Regions from separate parts of the Homo sapiens genome. Here region 2 is linked to region 1. A link is an interaction called in ENCODE POLR2A ChIA-PET data of the cell type or tissue named here. Cell type or tissue: GM12878. All regions are shown on one strand. Links, peaks and the distances in the headings refer to the core of each region. The heading gives the core; the rest is flanking DNA.

Region 1 (8,018 bases), core at 3,681-6,180:
GAACTCCAGTCTGGGTGACAAAATGAAACTCTGTCTCAAAAAAAATAAGTAGGGTGGGGGGGGGGGTTGTAAATCTCAATGACAGATTTTATACCAAACAAATCATCCAAAATAAGATTAGCAAAAAGGAAAAGAAAAACTTTAGTTTTTAGAGTCCAGCTCAGGCAGTCCAGCTCAGGCAGTCTCAAAATATCTTCAGTCACTGCTTTTTTGTTTGTTATTTGCTTTGTTGGGCTTTTTTCCCCCATAATAAGAACTCTTAAAAAAGAGCCACTTCACTTTTACAACTATGCTGTATCAAATAAAGTTCTGACATTTGACAAGCTTGACCCATTTATCAAGTTAGTTATCACCATGAAATACATACAATGGTTTTGTCTTTGTTTTGCCACTTCTATGCTGAGAAAGAAAGGCAGAGAGAGGCGATGGAAGGAAGTCTATTTAGCAGAAAGTCTGCTAGGCTCCTGAGCTAGCCAAGACCGGCTGCCACATGCCCCCTCCCACTGGTCCTTTTAGCAGTATCAAATGAGGCTTTTTCCTTAAGAGGTGCAACCATTCGTTCACACAATCAACATGGCAAAATTCTTCATCCACATTTTTCTAGGAATTAAGGGGAAAATGTTAGAATACAAAATTCTAGAGGCCAGGCATGGTGGCTCACACCTGTAATTCCACCACTTTGGGAGGCCAAGGCAGGTAGATCACTTGAGCTCAGGAGTTCCAGACCAGCCTGGCCAAGATGGTGAAAGCCCATCTCTATAAAACATACAAAAATAAGCCAGGGGTAGTGGCTCACACCTGTAGTCCCAGCTACTAGGGAGGCCTAGGTGGGAGGATGGCTTGAGTCCAGGAGGCAGAGGTTACAGGGAGCTGAGATCACACCACTACACTCTAGCCTGAACAACAGAGACAGGCCTTGTCTCAAAAACTCTCAAAAAAATATATATATATAAATTGAAGATGAAGAAGACAGACCACAAGGCTGATTGGAGTGATGTGACAGTCCAAATTTCTAGCACGTTCAAACACTAAGACTTACCAAGTGCTTGCTGCTCAATCTACCCACATTTATCCTTTGGAAAGTCTCTGCTAGTTCCACCTCTACATCACTTGAGATACAATCAAATAACCTTCCATCCATAAGCATTTAAGCCCTACCTATACAGACAGGTATCTCATTATATTTATTTACAAACACTAGCTAAAAAGCACACTTGGAATACAAAATTTCTCATGAAATTACTATGTTTCACTAATTTTAAGACAACTATTGTTTTATGAAAAATTCTACCCATTTTAATCGTAAGATAACTTCTTTCCCTTTTTTTTTTTTTTTGAGACGGAGTCTTGCTCTGCTGCCCAGGCTGGACTGCAATGGCGTGATCTGGGCTCACTGCAACCTCCGCCTCCTGGGCTCAAGTGATCCTCCCGGTCAGCCTCCCAAGTAGCTGGGACTATAGGCACGAACCACCACACTCAGCTATTTTTTTCTGGAGAGACGGGGTTTCCCCATGTTGCCCAGGCTGGTCTCAAATTCCTGGACTCAAGCAATCCACCCACCTCAGCCTCCCAAAGAGCTGGGATTTACAGGCATGAGCCACCGTACCTAGCCACCGTTTTATCATTTAAAAAGAAAGATTGAGCTGCATGGGCATAATCTCCTAATCTGATGCTCAGGCACATGCCAGCACGCTCAGCTAATTGTTGCCAGGCTGGTCTCGAACTCCTGACCTCAGGTGATCCACCCACCTTGTCCACCCAAAGTGTTGGGATTATAGGCGTGAGCCACCGTGCCCAGCCTTCTTCCACGTTCTTAAGGGAAAAATGTCCTCTTTCCCCCACGTTGCTAAGCCCTCTTCTCTTCCTTTTATCAATCACCTCTTAAAACTTCCTTCAAATAAGGAGAAAATTTGAATACAACTGGCCAGGCACAGTGGCTCACATCTGTAATCCCAGCACTTTGGGAGGCCAAGGTAGGCAGATCACATGAGGCTAAGGAGTTTGAGACCAGCCTGGCCAACATGGCGAAACCCCTTCTCTACTAAAAATACAAAGATTAGCAGGGTGTGGTGGGGCACTTCCGTGATCCCAGCTACTCAGGAGGCAGAGGCATGAGAATCCCTTGAACCCAGGAGGCGGAGGTCACAGTGAGCCAAGATCTCACCACTGCACTCCAGCCTGGGCAACAGAGCGAGACCCTGTCTCCAAAAATAAATAAATAAATAAACATAACCCTCTCTTTCCTTGTTATGCTTTTTGGAAAGTAACATACTAACTTATCCAACACAGTTATTTGTCCAAAGTTCCTACATAGCTCTATAAACCCACATAGCCCTTGTCCTACTGAATGATGCTATGTCCTAACAGCCTTTGTACAATACATCCTACAGTATACACTGAAAGAGGCTCTTCATAAATGCATTTGATGATAATCTCACTCCTTAAAAAGCTCCTGAATGTTCACTGTCAGAGCCTATATTTATACTCAAATACACGAAGGGAAAAAAAATGTTCTCTTACCTGGCTTCTAACAACAATGGAGTGGAAAACCATTTTGTTGTAAGAGAGGTTGTAATGGCTTTTGAGTCGGCCTTTACTGAGGAGAACAGCCACAGAACAGTGAGTACAACCAGAACTCCCATTTTATAGCAAACTCCTAAAAGGAAAAAAAGAAAAGAAGTTTTGCTACAAGGAAATTTTTTTTTTTTTTGAGACGCAGTCTCGCCCTGTCGCCCAGGCTGGAGTGCAGTGGTGCAATCTCGGCTCATGCAACCTCTGCCTCCCAGGTTCAAGCGATTCTCCTGCCTCAGCCTCCCCAGTAGCTGGGATTACAGGCACGCACCACCACACCCTGCTAATTTTGTGTATCTTTAGTAGAGACAGGGTTTCACAATGTTGGCCAGGCTGGTCTCAAACTCCTGACCTCGTGATCTGCCCGCCTCAGCCTCCCAAAGTGTTGGGATTACAGGCATGAGCCACCATGCCTGGCCTGCTACAAGGTAATTTTAACCTCATACTTGGAGACACAAAATAACAATCCTAATAATACTTGGAGACACAAAATAACATAAGTTAGCGAAACAGAAATGCTTCTGACATATAATAGCACTTAATATCTAGCTAGTCCAACAGATATTTGCTGAGTGACTGATATGTAACTGAAGGCACTTAGGTTATTACATTCTTTCCTACAAAGGCTCTGCTTCATTTCCCAAGCAATCTACACCATACAGGGGTATAAAAATCAGTTGGTGGCACACCAGGTTGCACACAACCATATTTTATAAAGGATGAAAGCAAATAAAGCTGAGATAGATGAAAATATAAATGATAGGTATTAAGGGTTGAACTGTGTCCCCCAAAAAAGATATGGAAATCCTATCCCCCGGTACCTCGTAATGTCAACTTATTTGTAAATACAGTCTTTACAGAGGTCATCAGTTAAAACAAGGTTATTAGGTGGGCACTAACCCAATGACTGATGTTATAAAGAGGAGAAATCTGGACAGAGAAAGACAGCACAGAGGGAAAACTATGTAGAGACACAGGAGACCACCAGGTGAAGACAGAGGCACACACTAAAATTATACTGTAAGCTAAGGAATGCCTGAAACTACCAGAAGCTGAAGAGTCAAAGAAAGATTCTTCCTCCAAAGATTTCAGCGGGAACGTGGTCCTGTGAAACCCTGAGTAAGGATTTCTAGCACTGTGAGACAGTAAATATCTATTGTTCTAAGCCACCCAGTTTGTGATACTTTGTTGTGGTAGCCCTAGGAAACTAACATAATGGGTCCCAAATGTAAACTCAGACAGGTTCTGAAATAAAGAAATGTAAAATTTTAGTGGCTTCCCAAGCCAACTGTCCCATCTACAAAATGAGGGATCTAGGGTCACTGGCAAAGTGGATGGCCACAGAATGCAGGCCTCTTGACACCCTCCGCAGCCGCTCCAAGCCTGTCAAGATCCTCTCAGACAGCATCCAGACAGTTTCAGAAAAAGGTCTCCAGCTGCAGATTTCTCTGATTTTCATCTCCAAAGTCCACCTAACAGAACCCTAATCGGACCTCCCCTGAGCTCTACCCATTTGAATGAGAACTAAAAGGGGGTGTGAATATGTGGGAAGCACTAAGCTATCCTTGGGCTTCAGAATGTTAGCTCTGGTAAGGCTCACTTCGGTCTCATCCCAGTTCTTTAATATTGGTTACAAAATCTATCACTGAGGGAGGCTGTCCACATTGGGGACTAGTCAATAGCTGCTTTTTATAAAAAGCATCATTTGTGTTAACATCCTGCTTCATAGAACATACAGTATCTCTGAAGAACGATGGTCAAAAGCAAAATAAATTATAACAAATAGAAAAGTGGCTTTCAGAAGCATTTTAAGTTCAGGCACTGCCAGCTTCTTTGGAAACCAAAAAAAATTAATAAATCAGCCAGGCATGGTGGCATGCACCTATGGTCCCAGCTACTTGGGAGGCTAAGGTGGGAAGATAGCTTGGGCCTAGGAGGTCCATGCTGCATCTGGGCAACAGAGCGGGACAGGAGGAGTTACGGGACAGGAGGAGAGCAGGACAGGAGGAGAGTGGGGGAGGAGGAGGAGGAAGAGGAGGAGGAGGAAGAGGAAAGAAAGAAGAAAGAAGGAGGAAGAGAAGGAGGAGGGGAAGGGGAAGGTAAAGGGGAAGGGGAAGGAGAAGGGGAAGGGGAAGGGGAAGAGGAAGAAGAAGAGGAAGGAGAAGAAGAAGAACATCCCACTTATAAATAAAAACACTCAGAAGTGTTTTTCAAAATCAACGTTTGTAAAAACTGCTATAGAGGCTGCAGAAATGAAAGAATACACACACAAAAATGAAACCTACTGAAATTAGAGATAACCAAACTAGATTTTACACAATGAAACCTGATAGCAGTGATTCCTGGCTGGTTGAGTGAAGAGGATATAGGCCTTTTCTGGAATCTAGTAAAGTTACTGACATTTCCCACAGAGGAGCAAACAAGGACCCAAATTTTATGTACAACTTAAGAATTCTCTTGGGACTGGCCCAGCGCAGTGGCTCACGCCTGTAATCCCAGCACTTTAGGAGGCTGAGGTGGGTGGATCACCTGAGGTCAGGAGTTCAAGACCAGTCTGTCCAATGTGGTGAAACCCCGTCTCTACTAAAAATACAAAAATTAGCCAGGCATAGTGGCAGGTGCCTGTAATCCCAGCTACTCAGGAGGCTGAGGCAGGAGAATCGCTTGAACCCGGGAGGTGGAGGTTTCAGTAAGTCGAGATCGCACCACTGCACTCCAGCCTGGGCGACAGAGAGAGACTCCGTCTCAAAAAAAAAAAAAAAAAAAAAAAAAAAAAAGCATTCTCTTAGGACTAACCATAGACACCCTTTCCCACAGGCCCACAGACTGCAGCCTCAGAAACCTGCTCTACAGGACACAATAGACACGGTTTGTAAAAAAAGGGAACCTTTTAGCATCAGGGCAGCTGTGATCAATTCCTGAGTTTGCTACGTACTAGCAGTTTAACCACATATATGTTACCTAACTTCCCAGGCCCTTAGTCTCGAAGACTATCAAAGTAGGAATAATAGTATCTGCCTCACAGGGTCAATGTGAAAATGAAGAGGCAATAAAAAAATCACTTTGTAAAGTGCCAAGTACTATACCAGAATTGATTGTTGTAGTAAAACATTTTATCGTAAGAAAAAACTATCTTCTAAATTACAGAATAGTACATCATCGTTATTAAATAGCCTCAAAAATACACATTGGAAATATATCCTCTGTGGCTGAGAGAAAAAATTCTCCCCAAAAGTTACAGAGTTTTTCTTTTTTTTTTAATCTGGCCTGAGTCAATGAGTTTATAAACTGGAGACAGCGCATCATATGAACTGTCTAGCAGTATTACGCTATTAGCTATGTTTACAATTTGTCCTGAAGGGGTCTAGATGTGTACACCCCAGAAAGTGGTGATTCCTGATGACGAATTGGACGCCACTGCACTGTAACCCCAGGTGGATGGCATGTAGAGTGGGGAGGAAATTGGGGGTATGACAAAGTCCCCTGAGGAAACCCCAGCATTTAACAAGCAATGACTCTGAGCTAAACATTGTATTAGGTGCTTTACATACACAGTGTTATCTAATCCTTACATACAACAACCCAGGGCACTAACGTTCTCTGAGGGGAGCAACCATGTCTACTTCGTTTACCAAAGTGCACAGCATGATGCCTGGCACTCAGAAGACAGTCCATGAATATGCTGCATGCATCTCCACTTTAAAAATAAGTGAAAGCTCGAAGATGCTGAGTACCTTGCCTAACTAATAAATAGCAGTGCTTAGAACCCACACCTTCCTGCTTTTAAAGTTCTACAATACCGTGCTCTCTTCTCTGGTTCTCTGGCTTTACAAAAGGGTAAAAAGCCATACTCTGTGCAGACTCAGACTGAGAAAAGTGCTTGTGAGAACCAAGGCAAGTCCAAGGATTTTCAGTGGCCACAGTTCTTGGGAGACAGGTGGCTGAGAAAGGAATAGTTTTAACCTGAAACCAAGGGAGGAGGCCTGAAGCTGGGACCGAAGCAATCCAACCAACCAATCTGACAGATCCACACTTACGCTGGCTTTGGGGACCGATGGGAGCTCCTCAAGAGCAGGGTGTTTTGTCTATCATGGTCTCCACGCCTAGCATTATGCCTGAAACATAGAAGGCTCTCAAAATGAAATAAACACAGGCCTCATTCATTAAGGCATGAATGGAAACAACAGGAAAGGAGTGTGGCACCAAGAGTGAAGATGCTATAAAATGCCTAGGACTGCAAGATAGGTAAAATGAAAATCCTATGAACCTGTGGCCTGCCTCGAGATCCCCCTACACTGTTTTCAAAAAGGAGAGAGAGTACGTGTTCTTGGGGAGAGATGCAGCACCATTTGAGATGAAAAAAGGAGGAAAGCTATACATTAAAAAAGAGCTTTGCCACTCTGACCCCACATTCTTAACTCTACAGGTAAAACCAGAGGAAAAGACTGTCCAGAGAAGCAGACGTAAGAATCTCACTGAAGTGGTCTCTGCTTTGAGTATGTCTTCATTTTATAGGATCCCTTATCATTCTGACCCTAGGGGTTCTTAAATGTTGCTTATAAAGACAAACAGTCTGAGATAATGGCCAACAGAATGTGCCATGTGGCTTTGCATGATAAGCATTATACTTGCGGCATGATGAATAAACAGAAAACACTCTTTAACAAGTTCTAGGCCCAACTATCAACAACCATCCGTAGGAGGCTGAGGTAGGAGGACCACCTGAGCCCAGGAGGTGGAGGCTGCAGCTAGCAAGATCATGTCACTATTCTCTAACCTGGGCAACAGAGCAAGACTCTGCCTCACCAACAAAAAATAAAAAAATAAATTAAAACACTATCTCTTGCACCATTGCACTCCAGCCTGGGTAACAAGAGTGAAACTCCATCTCAAAAAAAAAAAAAAAAAGAAAGAAAGAAAGAAAATTATCACATCATCTTGTATTGTTACAGGGAAACTTAGATAAAAAAAGAAAATGCTCACAGACAGCTGCAGGAAAGTTCTAAGCAAATTTTCTTCTTACTTTCATATATTCCCCTGAAGTTCAATGTGCATTATAAATGTGCTATGCTACTGTACAAAGTATTATGGTCACTTCCTTTAATAAGTTTCATGTGGCCAGGAGTTCAAGATCAGACTGGTAGGTAACAAGACCTCATCTCTACAAAATAAATAAATAAATAAATAAATAAGAATTTTTTTAAAATAAGCTTCAGCTAAGTTTATCAAAAGCAAGTCAAGTGTTGCTAAATTCGACTGGCTTAAAAAAAAAAAAAGCAAAGTGAAAAGGCTACAATTATTCCAAGTTTTGTGGTGCTGTTAAATAGCTATTTAAAATGTCTTCAAACGCCTGCAAGTGTAAGATTCTTGAAGGAAAGAGGGCACTTTACACTAAAATTGGCTGGCAAGTACATCAATGAATGTTTCCAAAACAGTTAGTGTAGCAC
Region 2 (8,018 bases), core at 2,103-4,602, 180 kb after region 1:
GGGATTACAACCGTGAGCCACCACACCCAGCCAGTATAACTTTTATACGCTCTGGGAAACCAAAAAAAAAAAAATTGCGTGACTCACTTTATTACAATATTTGCTTTCTTGTGGTCATCTGGAACAGAACCTGCAATGTCTCTGAAGTATGCCTGTACGGAGACATATAGCAGTTATTTCATACTAATAAATGAGGCTGAGTTATTGTCGTACAGCTTTTTCACTGTACAGAAATTTTTCACTGTAAAATTTCTTTATCAGGGTGTAGAGATCTACCTGGCTCTTTTTCCCAAATGTATAGTTTTCCTTTCTTTTCTTTTCTTTTCTTTTTTCTTCTTTTTTTTTTTTTTATTTTTTTTTTGAGACGGAGTCCCGCTCTGTCGCCAGGCTAGAGTGTAGTGGTGCAGTCTCGGCTCACTGCAACCTCCACCTCCCGGGTTCAAGTGATTCTCCTGCCTCAGCCTCCTCAGTAGCTGGGACTACAGGCGCCCGCTACTGTAGTAGTCTGGCTACTTTTTTGCATTTTTAGTAGAGACGGGGTTTCACCATGTTGCCCAGGATGTTCTCGATCTCTTGACCTCAGGTGATCCACCCACCTCGGCCTCTCAAAGTGCTGGGATTACAGGCGTGAGCCACAGCTCCCAGCCCAGTTTTCTTATATAAACACGTCATAGGCTGGGTGCAGTGGCTCATGCCTGTAATCCCAGCACTTTGGGAGGCCAAGGCAGGCAGATCACCTGAGGTCAGGAGTTTGAGACCAGCCTGGCCAACATGGCGAAACCCCGTCTCTACTATAAATACAAAAATTAGCTGGACATGGTGGCGCATGCCTGTAATCCCAGCTACTAGTGGGGCTAAGGCAGGAGGATCACTTGAACCTGGGAGGCAGAGGTTGCTGTGAGCCAAGATTGTGCCATTGCACTCTACCCTAGGCAACAAGAGGGAAACTCTGTCTCAAAAAACAAAACAAAACAAAACAGGTCATAGTGAAATCAGGACTCATTTTCCCTAGTGATGAAGCTCTCCCTTAAAGATAAAATCAAGTGGCAAAAATTCTTTTTTGCATCATGCACCTAGTATTGGTGATTGTGCACATGTGCATGACACTTAGAAATGATGTTGTGGGGTCCAGGCGCGGTGGCTCACGCTTGTAATCCCAGCACTTTGGGAGGCCGAGGCAGGTGGATCACAAGGTCAGGGGTTTGAGACCAGCCTGGCCAATATGGTGAAACCCCTTCTCTACTAAAAATACAAAAATTAGCCAGGCGTGGTGGCATGTAGTCCCAGCTGCTCGGGAGGCTGAGGCAGAGGAGTTGCTTGAACCCAGGAGGCAGAGGTTACAGTGAGCCGATTGTGCCACTGCACTCCAGCCTGGGCAACAGAGCAAGACTCCGTCTCAAAAAAAAAAAAAATGATGTTGTGGGCCGGGTGTGGTGGCTCACGCCTGTAATCCCAGCACTTTGGAAGGCCGAGGCGGGTGGATCACCTGAGGTCAGGAGTTCGAGACCAGCCTGACCAACATGGTGAAACCCCGTCTCTACTAAAAATACAAAAATTAGCTGGGCGTGGTGGCAGGCGCCTATAATCCCAGCTACTTGGGAGGCTGAGGCAGGAGAATCGCTTGAACCCGGGAGGCGGAGGTCGCAGTAAGCCGAGATCGCGCCATTGCACTCCAGCCTGGGGGGACAAGAGCAAGACTTCATCTCAAAAAAAAAAAAAAGAAAGAAAGAAATGATGCCGTGACAGCTCTCCAGAGGAAACTGCTGTTAACAGCTGCTATGTGTCCTTCCAGTCTTTTTTTCTTTTTCCAGGCTGTGGCGTGCAAATAGAAAAGTATACAAATACATACATACATACAGAGAAATACATCATAGTGTCTGTGTAGTCACGAAAGCAGAATCGTGGTTGGATTTTGATAGGTGTTGCCAAGTTGCCTTCCAAAAAGGCCACACCTCCAATTCCCCACTTCTCCACCCTCCCTTACATTGGCAAGTGTCAATGGTTTTAAATTTTAAAAGCCTAAGTTGGAAAAATGTTCTAATTTACACCTTCCTGGTTGCCAAGAGGATCAGTCATTTTAGTGTAGTTTATTAGCCATTAACATTACTTGTGCTATGCATTGCCTATTCATGTGATGGCCAGTTTCTCTTTTTTTTTTGTCTTATTGATTTGCAATCAATAATCTATAATCACTCTGGAAATTAACCTTTTGACTGTTAAACATGTTGCAAATATATTTCCCAGGGTAGAACTTTCTCTTCGGCTTAGTTTTCCTAACAGTTTTGCTACTTCCTTTTCATTCACCATCACGTTAGCAAACATTAACTATAATGTCATCATCTCACTTCAAGAAAAAACAAAAGAAAAACTAAGTTCCTAATTTGCTCTCATTTTTAAATACTAAGTAGGTTCTCTTATGTCTGAATATGAAACATTCATGTAAGTTAGCACTTCCTAAAAGCATTTCTTTTTTTTCTTTTTATCTTTTTTTTTTTTTTTTGAGATGGAGTCTCGCTCTGTCGCCCAGGCTGGAGTACAGTGGCGTGATCTCGGCTCACTGCAAGCTCCACCTCCCAGGTTCACGCCATTCTCCTGCCTCAGCCTCCCGAGTAACTGGGACTACAGGCGCCCGCCACCATGCCCGGCTAATGTTTTTGTATTTTTTAGTAGAGACGGGGTTTCTACATGTTAGCCAGGCTGGTCTCAATCTCCTGACCTCATGATCTGCCCGCCTCGGCCGCCCAAAGTGCTGGGATTACAAGGGTGAGCCACCGCGCCCGGCCCATTTTCTTTTCTTTTCTTTTCTTTTTTTTCTTTCCTATGAAAGGATTTCACTCTGTTGCCTAGGCTGGAGACCCGCAGTGCAATCACAGCTCACTGCAACCTCAACCTCCTGGGCTAAGTGATCCTCACACCTCAGCCTCTAGAATAGCTGGGACCACAGGTGTGCACCACCACACCTGGCTATTTTTATTTTTTGTAGAGGCAGGATCTTGGTGTGTTGCTCAGGCTGGTTTCAAACTCCCAAGCTCAAGTGATCCTCCCACCTTGGTCTCCCAAAGGCATGAGGCACTGTGCCCGGTCCTAAGACCGTTCATTCTTGGTCTCTAATGTATGTATTCTACGAGTGTATTATATTGACCTGATATACCTCGCAAACTATGATGTGTGGCCTCTTAATCTTGCAGAACCACAGTGACATGAGAGGGACAGGGGCTCCTCGGCACCTCTGGTGGCTAAACATTGGAAATTGTTGAAGAAACATATGGAAACTGCCTGCCATTATGTCTGCCTTCTAGCAGGACCTGAGCAAGTGACGGCTGTTATGCATGTTAATGTACATTTGATGTTGTATTTCCATGGGAACTTAGTTGTATGACTTTACCTCCTAAAATTCACAGGACAACTCAGTGGCATCTGAATCTGCACATACATCATTTCCTGCTGACATGCATATACACAATGGAGTACTATTCAGCCATAAAAAAGAATGAGATCCCGTGATTTGCAACAACATGGATGGAACTGGAGGTCATTGTGTTAATTAGAATAATCCAGGCATAGAAAGACAAACTGCATGTTCTCACTTATTTGTGTAAGCTAAAAATTAAAATGATTGAACTCATGGAGATAGAGAATAGAATGCCGGTTACCAGGCTGGGTGCAGTGGCTTATGCCTGTAATCCCCACACTTTGGGAAGCCAAGGTGGGCAGATTGCTTGAGCAACATGGGGGCAACATAGCAAAACCCCATCTCTACCAAAAAACAACAACAACAACAATAAGAAGTACCCAGGTGTGGTGGTGCACACCTATAGTCCCAGCTACTCAGGAGGCTGAGGTGGGAGGATAACTTGAGCCCAGGAAGTTGAGGGTGTAGTGAGCTGAGATGGTGCACTGTACTTCACCCTGGGCAACAGAGCAAGACTGTGTCTCAAAAAAAAACAAAAAAAAAAAAGAGAAAGAAATAGAAATAAAAATAAACAAATAACAAAAATAGTATAATTGGATTGTCTGTAACACAAAGAAAAGATAAATGCTTGAGGTGATGGATACCCCATTTACCCTGATGTGATCATTATGCATTATATATGTGTATCAAAATATCTTGGCTGGGCCCAGTGGCTCACGCCTGTAATCCCAGCACTTCGGGAGGCCAAGGCGGGAGGATCACCTGAGGTAAGGAGTTTGAGACCAGCCTGGCCAACACGGTGAAACCCTGTCTCTACTAAAACTACGAAAATTAGCTGGGTGTGGTGGCAGGTGCCTGTAGTCTCAGCTACTCGGGAGGCTGAGGCAGGAGAATTGCTTGAACCCAGGACGCAGAGGTTGCAGTGAGCCAAGATCGTGCCATTGCACTCCAACCTGGGCAATAAGAGTGAAACTCTGTCTCAAAAAAAAAAAAAAAAAATCTCATGTACCCCATACTATGTACCCACAAAAATTAAAAACAAAATTTCCTGCTGAGTTTCCTGAAATGTCCAGGCTGAGATGTTGGCAGTTAATAGATAAGAACAGCTTCCATAAGACATAAAATTGCCATTAGCTTAATTTTTTAAGGCCACTCAGGAAGACTGTATTTGGCACCACTGTCTTGGCACCATCGTTACCAGCAATAAGCTTAATGTGAGGACATGGCAGCTATAACTGCAAATGATTTCCTTGAAGGCAAATTGTGAACAGCATTTCTTGGAAAGTTGGCTTTCTAGAGCAACGTGGAAAGCTTCAGCTGACAAATGCAGAAGGGTCAGGAGCTGTGGAGAGCCTCTTTTTGCAGCTGCCTGCTGACCATGCCAGTCCGAGCCTGCCTGTCACCTTGGCCATCACAGTTGGAGCCACGAATGGGTCCAGTGGATGAGGCTGCCAACTGCAAGGCCATGGCACTCCCGCATCCTCACCACCGTGCTTACAGCTTGCTGAGCTGTCCTGTGTGTGCAGCTCCTCAGGTGCCCAGATGGTGGCTTCACATAGGTCATTTAATCTAACAACTCACCTGTTGGACAGTTGTGAGTCAGATGAGAAGGCTGAAGCTCAGAGCGGTTAAGTGACCTGCTTGGTCAGTGGTGGAGTGTAAATGCAAACCCCCAGTCTGTGCCCTTCTCTCCTGGCATCATTCTACTCTTCCCTATACACTGATGATTCTTTCCCTGCCCAGTGTGCTCCTTGGCACATTCATCTGGCCTTTCTTCTTCTTCTTTTTTTTTTTTTCCGAGACAGAGTCTCGCTCTGTTGCCCACGCTGCAGTGCAGTGGCGCGATCTCGGCTCACCACAACCTCCCCTCCCGGGTTCAAGCGATTCTCCTGCCTTAGCCTCTTGAGTAGCTGGGATTACAGGCATGCGCCACCATGCCTGGCTAATTTTTATATTTTTAATAGAGACAGGGTTTCACCATGTTGGTCAGGCTGGTCTTGAAACCCTGACCTCGTGATCTGCCTGCCTCAGCCTCTCAAAGTGCTGGGATTAGAAGACTTGACCCACCGCGCCTGGCCTATGTATGTATTTTTTAAGAGACAGGGTCTTGCTCTGTCATTCAGGGTGGAGTGCAGTGACACAGTCATGGCTCACTGCAGCCTCGAACTCCTAGGTTCAAATGATCCTCCCACTTCAGCCTCCTGATTAGCTGAGACTACAGGTGCACACCTCCACACCTGGCTTTTAAACAGCTTTTGTGAGGCCAGGCACGGTGGTTCACACCTGTAATCCCAGCACTTTGGGAGGCCAAGGCAGGTGGATCACCTGAGGTCAGGAGTTCGAGACCAGTCTGGCCAACATGGCGAAACCCTGTCTCCACTAAAAATACAAAAAAAAAAAAAAAATAGCCGGGCGTGGTGGTGGACGCCTGTAGTCCTAGCTACTTGGGAGGCTGAGGCATGAGAATCACTTGAACCTGGGCAGCGGAGGTTGCAGTGAGCCGAGATCGCGCCGCTGCACTCCAGCCTGGGCGATAGAGCAAGACTCTGTCTAAAAAACATAAATAAATACATTTTTAAAAAGTTTTTGTTTCTCACCATATTACCCAGGCTGGTCTGGAGCTCCTGGCTCCAGTGATTCTCCTGCTTCAGCCTCCCAAAGGGCTGGGATTACAGGTGGAGGACACCATGCCCAGCCTGGATATTGTTGACTTTGTGAGTAGTAACTACATACATAAAAGAGCACAAATCCTAAGTATACCGCCCACTGGATTTTCACCAAGTGAACACACCTGTGTAATCACACCCAGATCAAGAAACAGAACATTACCAACATTCCTGAAGCTCCCAGCCATTAGTCCCAGCTGCCAGCCCAGGGATAGCCACATACCTGGCCCTTAACACCATAGATTTGATGCACCTGGTTTTTGAACTTTATGTAAAGGTACAGTGTGTCTACCTCTTTTGTTCAACATTACGTAAAATTCATCCATATTGTGCATGTTGTTTTACACTTTTGTCTGACCGCCCTCCAGAGACAGGGTCTCCCTCTGTTGCCCAGGCTGGTCTTGAACTCCTAGGCTCAAGTGATCCTCCTGCCTCGGCTTCCCGAAGTGCTGTGATTACAGATGTGAGCCACCACACCCAGCCCATTCTCATTGCTTTTGTCCCACGTGTGAATATGCCACAAACGATCTATCCATTCCACTGTCGATGGGCATTTGGGTTATGAGAGACAGGCATTTATCCTGATGTTAAGACTGAAGAAAACTGACACCCAAAAAGATTGAGCAGTTTGGCCAAGGACCCAGAGTAACGATTTGAATCCAGCTCTTCACATCATACCACAGCATCTGCCATTACCTCCTAGATAAATTCAGAAAGTGCATGGAGCTAAATCTCTTGGCCGGGCATGGTGGCTCATGCCTGTAAGCAATCTCAGCACTTTGAGAGGCTGGGGTGGGTGGATCACTTGAGATCAGGAGTTTGAGACCAGCCTGGCCAACATGGTGAAACCCCGTCTCCACTAAAATTACCAAAAAAAAAAAAAAAAAAAAAAAAAAAAAAAAATTCGCTGAGCATGGCGGTGTGCGCCTCTAGTCCCAGCTACTCGGGAGGCTGAGGCACGAGAATCGCTTGAACCTGGGTGGCGGAGGTTGCAGTGAGCTGAGATCACACCACTGTACTCCAGCCTGGGTGACAGAGGGAGACCCTGTCTCAAACAAAACACAACACAACCAAACAAAAAACTCTCTTTACCTCTCAGATACTCAGATTAGGTGGAAAGCAGAGTAGGAGTTTCTGTTAAATTAACTCTACATGTTATATGTAGACTTCAACAATGATTTCAAGCCTCTGGATGCCATCAGGTAAATTTGTGCCCTGCTGGACTTTTGTGGAGTTGACAGCCTTCCAACATCACCACCTATTCTGGCAGCTTAGAGACAACTCAGGGCTTGGCGTACTGCAACTCTCTTCTGACACTAACCACCCACGTGATGAGCATCAGACTCCACAGCGTTAAGGACGTGGGCCCTAATAAGACTTCCGTACTGCAGACACCACCCACAAGCGGGGTCCCCAGGACATCTGCACTTCTGACGGACTGGGTACAAATCTGGGAGATGCCCAGGATCCCCATCAGGCTTGATAGTTCACTAAAATGACTCACAGAACTCAGGAAAGCACTACACATACAATGACAGTTTAATTACAAACGATACAACAAGAACAGCCACGTGGGGAGCCACGGAGGGAGAGGCGGGGACTCCTGGATGCGGAGCTTCCCAGCCCTCTCCCTGTGGAATTGGGATGCAGCGCCCTCCTGGCACACTGATGTGCTAACCAACCTGGAAGCTCCACCGAGCTTGGGGTTGCACCGTGTAGGCGTGATTGAACGATGGCCACCTGATTGCACATGCTCTACAGCCCCTCGCCTCTGCGGAGTTCCGGCTGGCTCAAACCCCAGCCCTCCAATCACACCGTTGGTCTTTCTAGGACCAGCCCCATCCTGAATCATCTGCCTTCAGCATACACTCAGGTCGTTTCAAAGGGGCCCACGAATAACAAAGACATCCTATTACTGAGAAAATTCTGAAGATTTAGAG

What was found. Peaks named below come from ENCODE experiments on the same cell type or tissue, not always from the same donor. Only the 100,000 strongest peaks of a DNase experiment are listed, where the experiment ranks them.
Region 2: POLR2A ChIA-PET joins it to region 1 with 5 read pairs; 5 of 35 experiments call an interaction of 5 or more read pairs at or near these places.

Annotation. Positions count from the first base shown.
Region 1 is chr2:128,092,067-128,100,084 of GRCh38, reverse strand. It overlaps UGGT1 (UDP-glucose glycoprotein glucosyltransferase 1), which reads right to left. Exons shown (of 41, transcript NM_020120.4): 2 at 2,521-2,656. Among named protein-coding and RNA genes, the nearest start is that of UGGT1, 4.9 kb to the right of the region's middle. In GM12878, for the core only: no CTCF peak of the experiment used is centred there; no DNase peak of the experiment used is centred there; H3K4me3 peaks cover 792 bases; H3K27ac peaks cover 247 bases.
Region 2 is chr2:127,906,103-127,914,120 of GRCh38, reverse strand. No RefSeq gene overlaps it. Among named protein-coding and RNA genes, the nearest start is that of AMMECR1L, 24 kb to the right of the region's middle. RefSeq lists an enhancer at 7,815-8,018. In GM12878, for the core only: no CTCF peak of the experiment used is centred there; no DNase peak of the experiment used is centred there.